Regions from separate parts of the Homo sapiens genome. Here all the other regions are linked to region 1. Evidence: chromatin contacts called from ENCODE Hi-C or POLR2A ChIA-PET data. All regions are on one chromosome and are shown on one strand. The core of a region is the stretch at or near the end of the contact, and the rest is flanking DNA. Distances in the headings are between cores, read along the strand shown. Region 1 has its middle 94 kb from the start of DACT1. Region 2 has its middle 66 kb from the start of DACT1. Region 3 overlaps LINC01500 (long intergenic non-protein coding RNA 1500).

Region 1 (2,700 bases), core at 153-2,652:
AGAGTTGTGCTGTGTGTCTTGAATAAAGCAACAAACAGTTGTGTGCAAATAACTTTTTTTTTTCTGGTCATGGACTGTTTGAGTTATTAGACACAACAACGGTGGACAATGGACATCAAGACAAAAGCCCACTCTTGCACTCCAAATCATGATACGTTCTTCCTCAAATTCAGGAAAAGCCATCCGATGGTATTTATTCTTATAGTGGCATTTGATTCCTTAATAAATGAGCTTTTTCCACAAAAATATTTCAATAAGAAATGTTGCCTGAAGTGCTGATGACACTGATGAAATTACAAGAGACTTGTATTTATTTATTTTTAGATTTCTATTATGAAAAAATTCAATTGATAGAAAGTAAACGGAATAGTATAATGACACTTATGTACCCTTCATCCAACTTCAACTATTATCAATAGCCTGCCATTCCCACTTCATCCATACTTTTACCCACTCCCCACACCTTCTACTTGATACACCACCTATGTAACTCCTATCCCAATCATGATATAAAACATTTCCATCTCTCCAGAAAATTCCTTCATGTCCCTTCCCATGTAATTCTTCTGCCCATCCCCCTGTCCCAAGAGGCAACCGCCATTCCCATAAGTCTTACCTGAGATTTGTCTTGCCTATGTCTTAATGTCATGTAAATTGAATGATATTGTATATACCCTTTTGTGTCCAGCTTTTTCCACTAACATTATGTCTGTGAGATTCATCCGTGTGGTTGTGTGTATTGGTAGACTGTTCATTTTTATTGCCAAGTAGTAGTCTATTATAAAAATAGATCATATTGTGTTTACTCACTCAACGACTAACTGGTATTTGGATTATTCCCAGTTTGGGGCCATGAGCATTCTTGTATAAGCCTCTGTATGAAGACATGTTTTCAAATTCTCCTCCTAAATATGTAGGGGTAGAGTTTCTGGGTCAAAGGGTAGATATATTTTAAGTTTATAAGAAACTGCCAATGTTTTTTCCATTTCTGCCAACCACACCTGACAGTTCCGGTTGTTCTTCATCCTAGCTAACATTTGCTGTTGTCAGTCTTTTTAATTTTAGCTATTCTACTGGGTGTGTAGTGGGTATCTTGTTGTAGTCTTGTTTTGCACTTCTGTGATGACTAACAATGTCAAGCATTTTTTAATGTGGTTATTGTCCACTTAACTTTTTTTGTGAGATGTCTGCTCAAGAGACACTTATTTTTCAGGATCTGCTGAAGTAACCTCATGTCCTAGGTACTGTTTCTTTGGTTATGCCGGCGCACAGGATAAGAAGTGCATTTCTCAGTGTAGGGTGCATAGGAAAGTTCTGCAGGGTCACAGATTGCCTCTGCGCTTTATTATAGATTTCTCCTCTATTTGTGGCCCCTCTTTCAACTCTCTGGTATGATTCATTTCCTGCTACTTGCTTTCTGGACTTCTCCCTTGGCTGGGATTGTGATTCCCTTTGCCTTTTCTCTGTCTGCTTAGGGCAAGGTTTAATGGGAAGAAGCCATTACCAAATTCCTTTTGCTTTGTGGTTTTAACTCATAATGTGTCAGCATCTCCAAAGCTCCACTGAGAACTTAGGATCCCTTTCTAACCCAGAGTCATGAGAACTAAAAATATCTCAAATAACTCTATTTTGAAACATTGGAATTGAGTCAAGAAGTAATATATTTTGGGACTGCCAAGTGACTCCAACATTATTCATAGGAACTTAAGAGCATTTGGAGAAAGGCTGTGATTTATATCTAAATCACAGTGCTTATGTGATAAGCTAAATAAGGTTCCTCAAACTCTATGGTAAAAGACAAGAATGTTTTACAATTTCCAATAAATTATGGACCAATAGTTTTAGAAATAAAAGTGTTGCAGTGATGTTGACTTGCTAGAAAGGTTTCTATACATACACTTTCACTTTCTCCACAGAGACAGCTAATAGTTTGTAGACTGGCACCAGCCTGTGGGTCACTCTTTGAGCAACCTTGATTCAGAGCACTGAATCTGGAGCCAGACTGTTTGTGTTTGAATGCTGGCTCCATCATTGTTGGCTGGGTGGTCCTTTTTTTTTTTTTTTTCTCATCATTCAACTTGAAAGCTGGGTGGTCTTAAGGGAGCTTTTTGATTCGGTATTCTCATTTGTAAAATGGAGATGATGATAATAACAATGCCTGCTGCACATATTGTGGTGAAGATTAAATGAGTTCATATATGGAAAGTGCTTACAAGAGTGCCTGGCATATAGTAAGTGCATGATAAGCTTAGCTGCTATTATCATTGCCATATCCTAAATCCCAGGACACTTGCAGTTATAGCTATCAGAAATCCAGTTCAAGTTACTTAAACAAAAGGAATTTATTGGTTAGTTGTAACCAGGTGCTCATATGATGCTATCTAAGTCTGAGACTCCTTTTTCTTCTATGTTGGCTCTATTCTTACATGGACTTTCCCTATAGGTGTTGAGGTGGCTGGCAGTGCTCCAGCTTACATCTTACCAGTTCACAACCCAGTGGAATGAGAGTCTCATCTCTTACCTTTCCAAAGTTGTGGTTGTTACTTTCATTGGCTTGGCTTGGTTCTTGTCATGAGCCCACCAAAACCATAACAACTAAAAATTCAGAAGAGGTACTCCTCTTAAGAAAAGTGCAGTGCTGTTACCAGAATAAGAGAGAATGATTTTTTCTTTCAGATGACTGGGGAAACATGTTAGAAT
Region 2 (2,700 bases), core at 55-2,554, 160 kb before region 1:
TACAGGCTATGTTCATAACACTAATAGCTAGCATTTATGGAATACTTAGTACATACAATGCTTATGCCGAGAACTTTACATGTCTGTTCATTTTGTATTCACCACAACCCTCCAAAGTAGATATTATTATCCTAATTTTACAAATGAAGAAACTGAAACTCAGATGAAATAACCTACTCAACAGCACCCAAGTAATAAGCTCCAAAGCCTCTCTGACACTTAACTGCAAGAAATTTCACTTTATTTATCCTTTGGGACATAGGAACCCATACAATTTTTTCTTTGGGTTTTTTTTTTTTTTTAGAAAGATCAAATTCCATCTTTATAATCACACTGTGAATTAGATGTAGTTATTCCCATTTTCTTTTTCTTTCTTTCTTTTCTTTTTTAGACAGGATCTCGCTCTGTTGCTTAGGCTAGAGTGCAGTGGTGTAATCATAGCTCACTGCAGCCTCGACCCCCACCTTGGACTCATGCAATCCTCCCGCCTCACTCTCCCAAGTAGCTGGGACCACAGGTATGTGCCACCATACCTAGATAATGTTTTAAACTTTTCTGTAGAGACAGGGGTCTCCCTATGTTGCCCAGGCTGGTTGGAACTCCTGGCCTCAGGCGATCCTTCCACCTCAGCCTCCCAAAGTGCTAGGAATTACAAGCGTGAGCCACTACAACTGGCCACTGGGCCAATTTTAAATGTCTCTGGCAGGGCTCTCTCCCACATTGCCCACTTCTCGTCCAAGAGAAAACGCTCACTTATCCTTGCACCTTTCCCTCCCCCTTGGTGGGATGTGTGGCACTTCCCATCTTTAAATGAGATTAAGAGAGATCAACTGACTTTAATACAATTAATTCAATGTGACAAGCATGTATTGGGCACTGTGTTCTGGATACTTAGGTGCTGAGGCTACAAAGCCAAATGAGGCAAGGCCTGGCTATAGTGTATGCTGCAGGGAAGGCAAGGCTTTTCTGGAATTACAGAGGTGGCAGAAGTTGTGTTTTCTCCGGCTGGCATCAATTCCTGACTTTCTGTCAGCAGAATATTCCAGACAGGCTGGTTTCTATAAAATTCCTAGGGAGAATCCCAGGGTTTAGGTTCTGGGGGAAGGGAAGAGAGGAAATTGGCAAAAGATACTGCTTGAAAAGGCTGTTTTTCCGTCTTTCCAAATCAGGTACAAAATAATGAACTGACACAGAACGCTTTCTATTTGTTAACTGTTCAGTTTTCCCTAGCACAGGGAGGAGAGTGAGAGAACGGCAACCTTTGCCACATGATTGGAGGCAGATTTGTTTACCAGATCAAAGCCTGTGGGTAATGGAAACCTCGGGGTAGAGGGGGTGGTGCCATGCAGCGGGGCCTACAGAGCCTACTTAGCTGAATGTCTTACTCTGTATATTCTGGAGCTTGAACTGCACTACTTTGAAACGCCAGCTCTCTTTAGATTAGTCACAGGGGGATACCCAGGTTGCTGGAATTGCTCAGGGATTCCAAGATGTTTACAGAGTGAAGCTACTGGGTCTGGATCACGTTCCTTTCAGATACTGTAGACATATCCTGTGACTTAAGGGAAAAGTGACAACGTCTTTGTTCCTCTAACCTGTGGGTAGCTAATTTTGAAATGATTAACATTTCCTGGTGTTAAGCTTTCTGAAAGACTCTCTATGTATCTAATGATTTCTAAGGAAATATAGAATCTACACTATAATGATTTTACTGGAAGCCAAAGGAAATACATTAATTGTAAGTGTAGAGCAAGAGGGCAGGAAAGAAGCACCGCAAATCAACATCCTCATCACTTCCAGTGAGGGAGGCTGGGTGAGAAGGGGGCCAGGAAGACCTTTACTTTAAGTGTATTGTTCAAATTGTTCTTCATAATGAATCTGTACTAATGTGTTACTTCTACAACATCAATATTTGTTGAATGCTTCTAGAAAGAAAAAAATCTTTTCCATAATATGTATTAAAAGTGTTTCTTGAGTTCAATTATTTCCAATTATGGAAATCTCGTTACTCTTTTTAAAAGAACAACTGAACATAATGTCATGTCTTGAAAATAAATGTTTCAAATGACAAGATAGTTTGGGATTGGAATTCCCTTCTCCAGAGGTTGTTTGCACTGGGAATGGACCCATAATACTTCACAAACAGTGCTGGAATGATTTGTGACTGCTAAGTGCCCAGAGACCAAGCAGCCCCTGGTGTGTGCCTGGTACTGTTATTAATATATCTGTCATCTTTGCCTGCTCTACAAATGTTAACTGGTTCATCCTCAAGTGGTATGAAGAAGTTCTTTGCTGCAGTTTTTGCTGAGGAATATATAGAGGTTAAGGGGGCTTTTTCTTTTCTTTTTTTTTTGTTTGTTTGTTTGTTTGTTTTTTGAGACAGAGTCTCGCTCTGTCACCCAGGCTGGAGTACAGTGGCATGATCTCAGCTCACTGCAAACTCTGCCTCCCGGGTTCAAGCGATTCTCCTGCCTCAGCCTCCCAAAATGCTGGGATTACAGGCATGAGCCACTGTGCCTGGCCAAGGGGGTTTTTTCACTGTGATTTTTGTGTGGGTTGATTTAGCAGTTGGTGAAATAGTGAGGGAATGGAAGGCAAGAAATTCTGTTCCATCACCAGCATGATGTCCTTTATGCTTTGTGTTCAAGGACTCCACTTCTCGGCCATGTGTGGGGCGTGGACACCTTCGGTGAGGCTGGG
Region 3 (2,700 bases), core at 196-2,695, 220 kb after region 1:
TTATTTGATGATGTTTGCTAAATGTGTATCTCTAGCCTGTATATCTTCTCTTGAACTTCTGAGTTCTGAACATATTCACCATTTACTGTTGGATTTCTAATATGTATTTCAAAATTAGTTTATAGGTCTAAAACCAAACTCTTCATCCTTGCCTTCACCCTTATTCTCTCCTAATCTTTCCATCTGTTCATTTGTTCAGGCTACAGCCTGGGAGACGTTGCTAATTCTCTCTCCTCCCCACTCCACATTCAATCTGTCAGGAGATCTTGGAATCAAAGTTTGTGTACACGCTGCCACTGTTATCACACCACCCAAATCACCTTCATTTCTTGGCTGGATCACTGCTCTAACCTCACACTGCTTCCAGCAAAGCTCATCTTCAATCTTGTCAGCTCATAGCAGCCACAGTAGAACCAGCCAGCCTTTTCATCTCAGTCAGAATAAAACCAAAAGTCTATACTATGAACTATTCATTCTGTCCTCTTCATTTCCTCCACCTGTGCACCAGCCACACTGCCCTTGGAACAACCAAACTGGGCCTTTTCCCTTGGGGGCTCCCACTTTCTGGGATACCCCAGCTCCAGGTCTTGCTTCTTCACTTTCTTCAAGTCCCGTTAAAATGTTGCATACTCAGTGGCCTTCCCTGGCCATCCTGTATAAATTTCACCACCTACCCTGTATGATCCCATTTAATTCCCATATCTATTTCTTCAAAACACCTATTGCCACTGGACATGTTACAAAGTGATTTGCTTATTTGCTTATTTCAAGGCATATTTGCTTATTTCCAGGCCTGACTTCTCTATCTAAAAACAAGGACTGCATCTCCTTACTTTACTTACTGACATATCCCCAGGGCATGGGACAATATCTAGTACCGAGAAGTCACTAAACAATATTTGTTAAATGAATTCATAAAGAAATAAAATTTCTTACCCTCATAATTTTTATACCCTAACTGGGGGAGACAGGCAACAAACAAAAAAGCAGAGTTTAGGGAAGAAATTAGAACTCGGTGATGTGACAGAGGCAGCTAGGTGTTGAAAGGAGACCCTTTGGATAGGATACTTCTATGAGAGGAGACACTTAAAGCAGGATCTGAATAACAGGAAAAAGCCAGCCTTGCAGCATTTTCATTTTATGGATCAGAAAACTGAAGCTACAAGAAACCATGTGCTTTTTGCATCTGTTGAATAGTAGAAGTGAATTTATAAACCTAAACTCTGACCACTCTTTGTTCTTCTTTCATGTTAAACTTCAAAGCCTTTCACAACTAAAATGACTAAAATACAATACTTATTTTTTAAAAAAAAAAGCCAGAAAAACAATCCAGCCTATCTCTCTGCTAACTTTAAGGCAAGAATCACCACCCAGTCTAGGCTGATTGGCAGCTGGCCACAAGGAGACAGTTGGAAAATATATTTAGTTTTTCCTGTTTCATTTTATGTTTAACTTTTGCGTTTTAAGACTAGTGAGCATGGAGCTCAGTCCTAGAAAAAAAGAAAGTCTGCAATTGTTCTCATTCAGACAGCTACTTCTTAAAAGTCATTTCTCTTAATTCCATGAAATACTCCCAGAGGAGTGACCTCCTTCGGTTGCACAGTGCTGAGCTTGTCTTCGTGTTTCTGGAATGCTGCTCCAGGATTTCTTTTTCAAATGGTCAAGTCATGCTGGTTGTTTTTAAGTCCTCAGAGCACTCTCAGCCTTTTTTTTTTTTTCCCTTTCAAACACAGAGAGCAATGCAAGACTGAATCCTTCCTGGTTTCATTCCTAATTCCTGCTGCAAATGGTAATCCTGCCTTGGGACACTGAGGCTCCCCTTTGCTTTGCAAATAGTCTGTGAACCTTTAGGAAAGCATGATTGATAACACAGTCTGAAAAAAAAGGAAAAGGAAAAAAATACCTACTGAGATGACTAGGCTTGAAGCCTAGTTTGGAATGCACCCAACAGCACAAAACCTTGAAAAGCAGAAGCAAAAATTCAAACATTTGCCGACCCCAGTGCTTAGTAATTTACCACCTTACTACCTCATGTTTTCTTTCTCTAGTTTTCATTTTTATATGCATGACTTAAGTAATTCCTAGGCTTATTTCCAATGATACAATGCAGAAAACAAGTTGGGAGAGAATCAGGCAAGGAACACACAATTCCTAGTGTAAATGAGTTTCAGAATGAACACAGAGAAAAGGACATTCTTCTTTTCTCTTTCTTTCTTTTATTCTGTTTTTGTTGTTGTTATTCAAAAATAAGAAAAGTTGATGATTGGTTGGTGCAATGTTTTAGTCAGGGGTTCTCCAGAGAGACAGAAATAATAGAATATATAAAGAGAGAGAGATGTATGAAAAGGGATTTATTAGTGGAATTAGCTACTCAATTATGGAGGCTGAGAAGTCCCACAATAGGCTGTTCATAAGCTGGAGAACAAGGGAAGATGGTAGCATGGATTGGTCTAAGTCCAAAGGCCTGAGAACCTGGAATTCTGACACCTAAGGGCAGGAAAAGGAGGATGTTCCAGCTCCAGAGGAGAGAGACTCATTAAGAGAGTCTTATGAAGACTAGGTTTAAGGTGTTATTAAGAAAAGAGATTAATAAGGGCTCTCCCTGTGAGAAACAGAGATGGATGTATTTTAGAATTAGAGGAACAGGAAATGGTTAGTTAGGAAGCCCAGCTGAGAATGTTCTAAGCCACAATAGATAAA

The links. Hi-C counts contacts between places; a loop is a spot of excess contacts on that map. ChIA-PET counts read pairs that join two places held with the same protein, here RNA polymerase II (POLR2A). Pooled maps may share reads with other maps.
Region 2: a loop to region 1 is called in a pooled map, with 4 times the contacts of the local background. The contact joins two enhancer-like sites. A Hi-C loop is called at or near these places in 7 of 50 pooled maps. POLR2A ChIA-PET finds 5 or more read pairs at or near these places in 2 of 52 experiments (T-cell and WTC11).
Region 3: a loop to region 1 is called in a map with no recorded cell type, with 4 times the contacts of the local background. The contact joins two enhancer-like sites. A Hi-C loop is called at or near these places in 1 of 168 maps with a recorded cell type or tissue (GM12878), 6 of 37 single-sample maps with no recorded cell type and 5 of 50 pooled maps. POLR2A ChIA-PET finds 5 or more read pairs at or near these places in 1 of 52 experiments (activated naive CD4-positive, alpha-beta T cell).

What each region holds. Positions count from the first base shown.
Region 1 is chr14:58,730,154-58,732,853 of GRCh38, forward strand. No RefSeq gene overlaps it. Among named protein-coding and RNA genes, the nearest start is that of DACT1, 94 kb to the left of the region's middle. Within about 2 kb of position 1,403, at least 4 of the 41 ENCODE cell types and tissues checked have a DNase peak (open chromatin) inside an H3K27ac peak, as active enhancers do.
Region 2 is chr14:58,570,872-58,573,571 of GRCh38, forward strand. No RefSeq gene overlaps it. Among named protein-coding and RNA genes, the nearest start is that of DACT1, 66 kb to the right of the region's middle. Within about 2 kb of position 1,305, at least 2 of the 41 ENCODE cell types and tissues checked have a DNase peak (open chromatin) inside an H3K27ac peak, as active enhancers do.
Region 3 is chr14:58,953,762-58,956,461 of GRCh38, forward strand. All of the region lies in intron 4 of LINC01500 (long intergenic non-protein coding RNA 1500), which reads left to right. Among named protein-coding and RNA genes, the nearest start is that of LINC01500, 130 kb to the left of the region's middle. RefSeq lists enhancers at 344-463, 2,402-2,700. Within about 2 kb of position 1,446, at least 2 of the 41 ENCODE cell types and tissues checked have a DNase peak (open chromatin) inside an H3K27ac peak, as active enhancers do.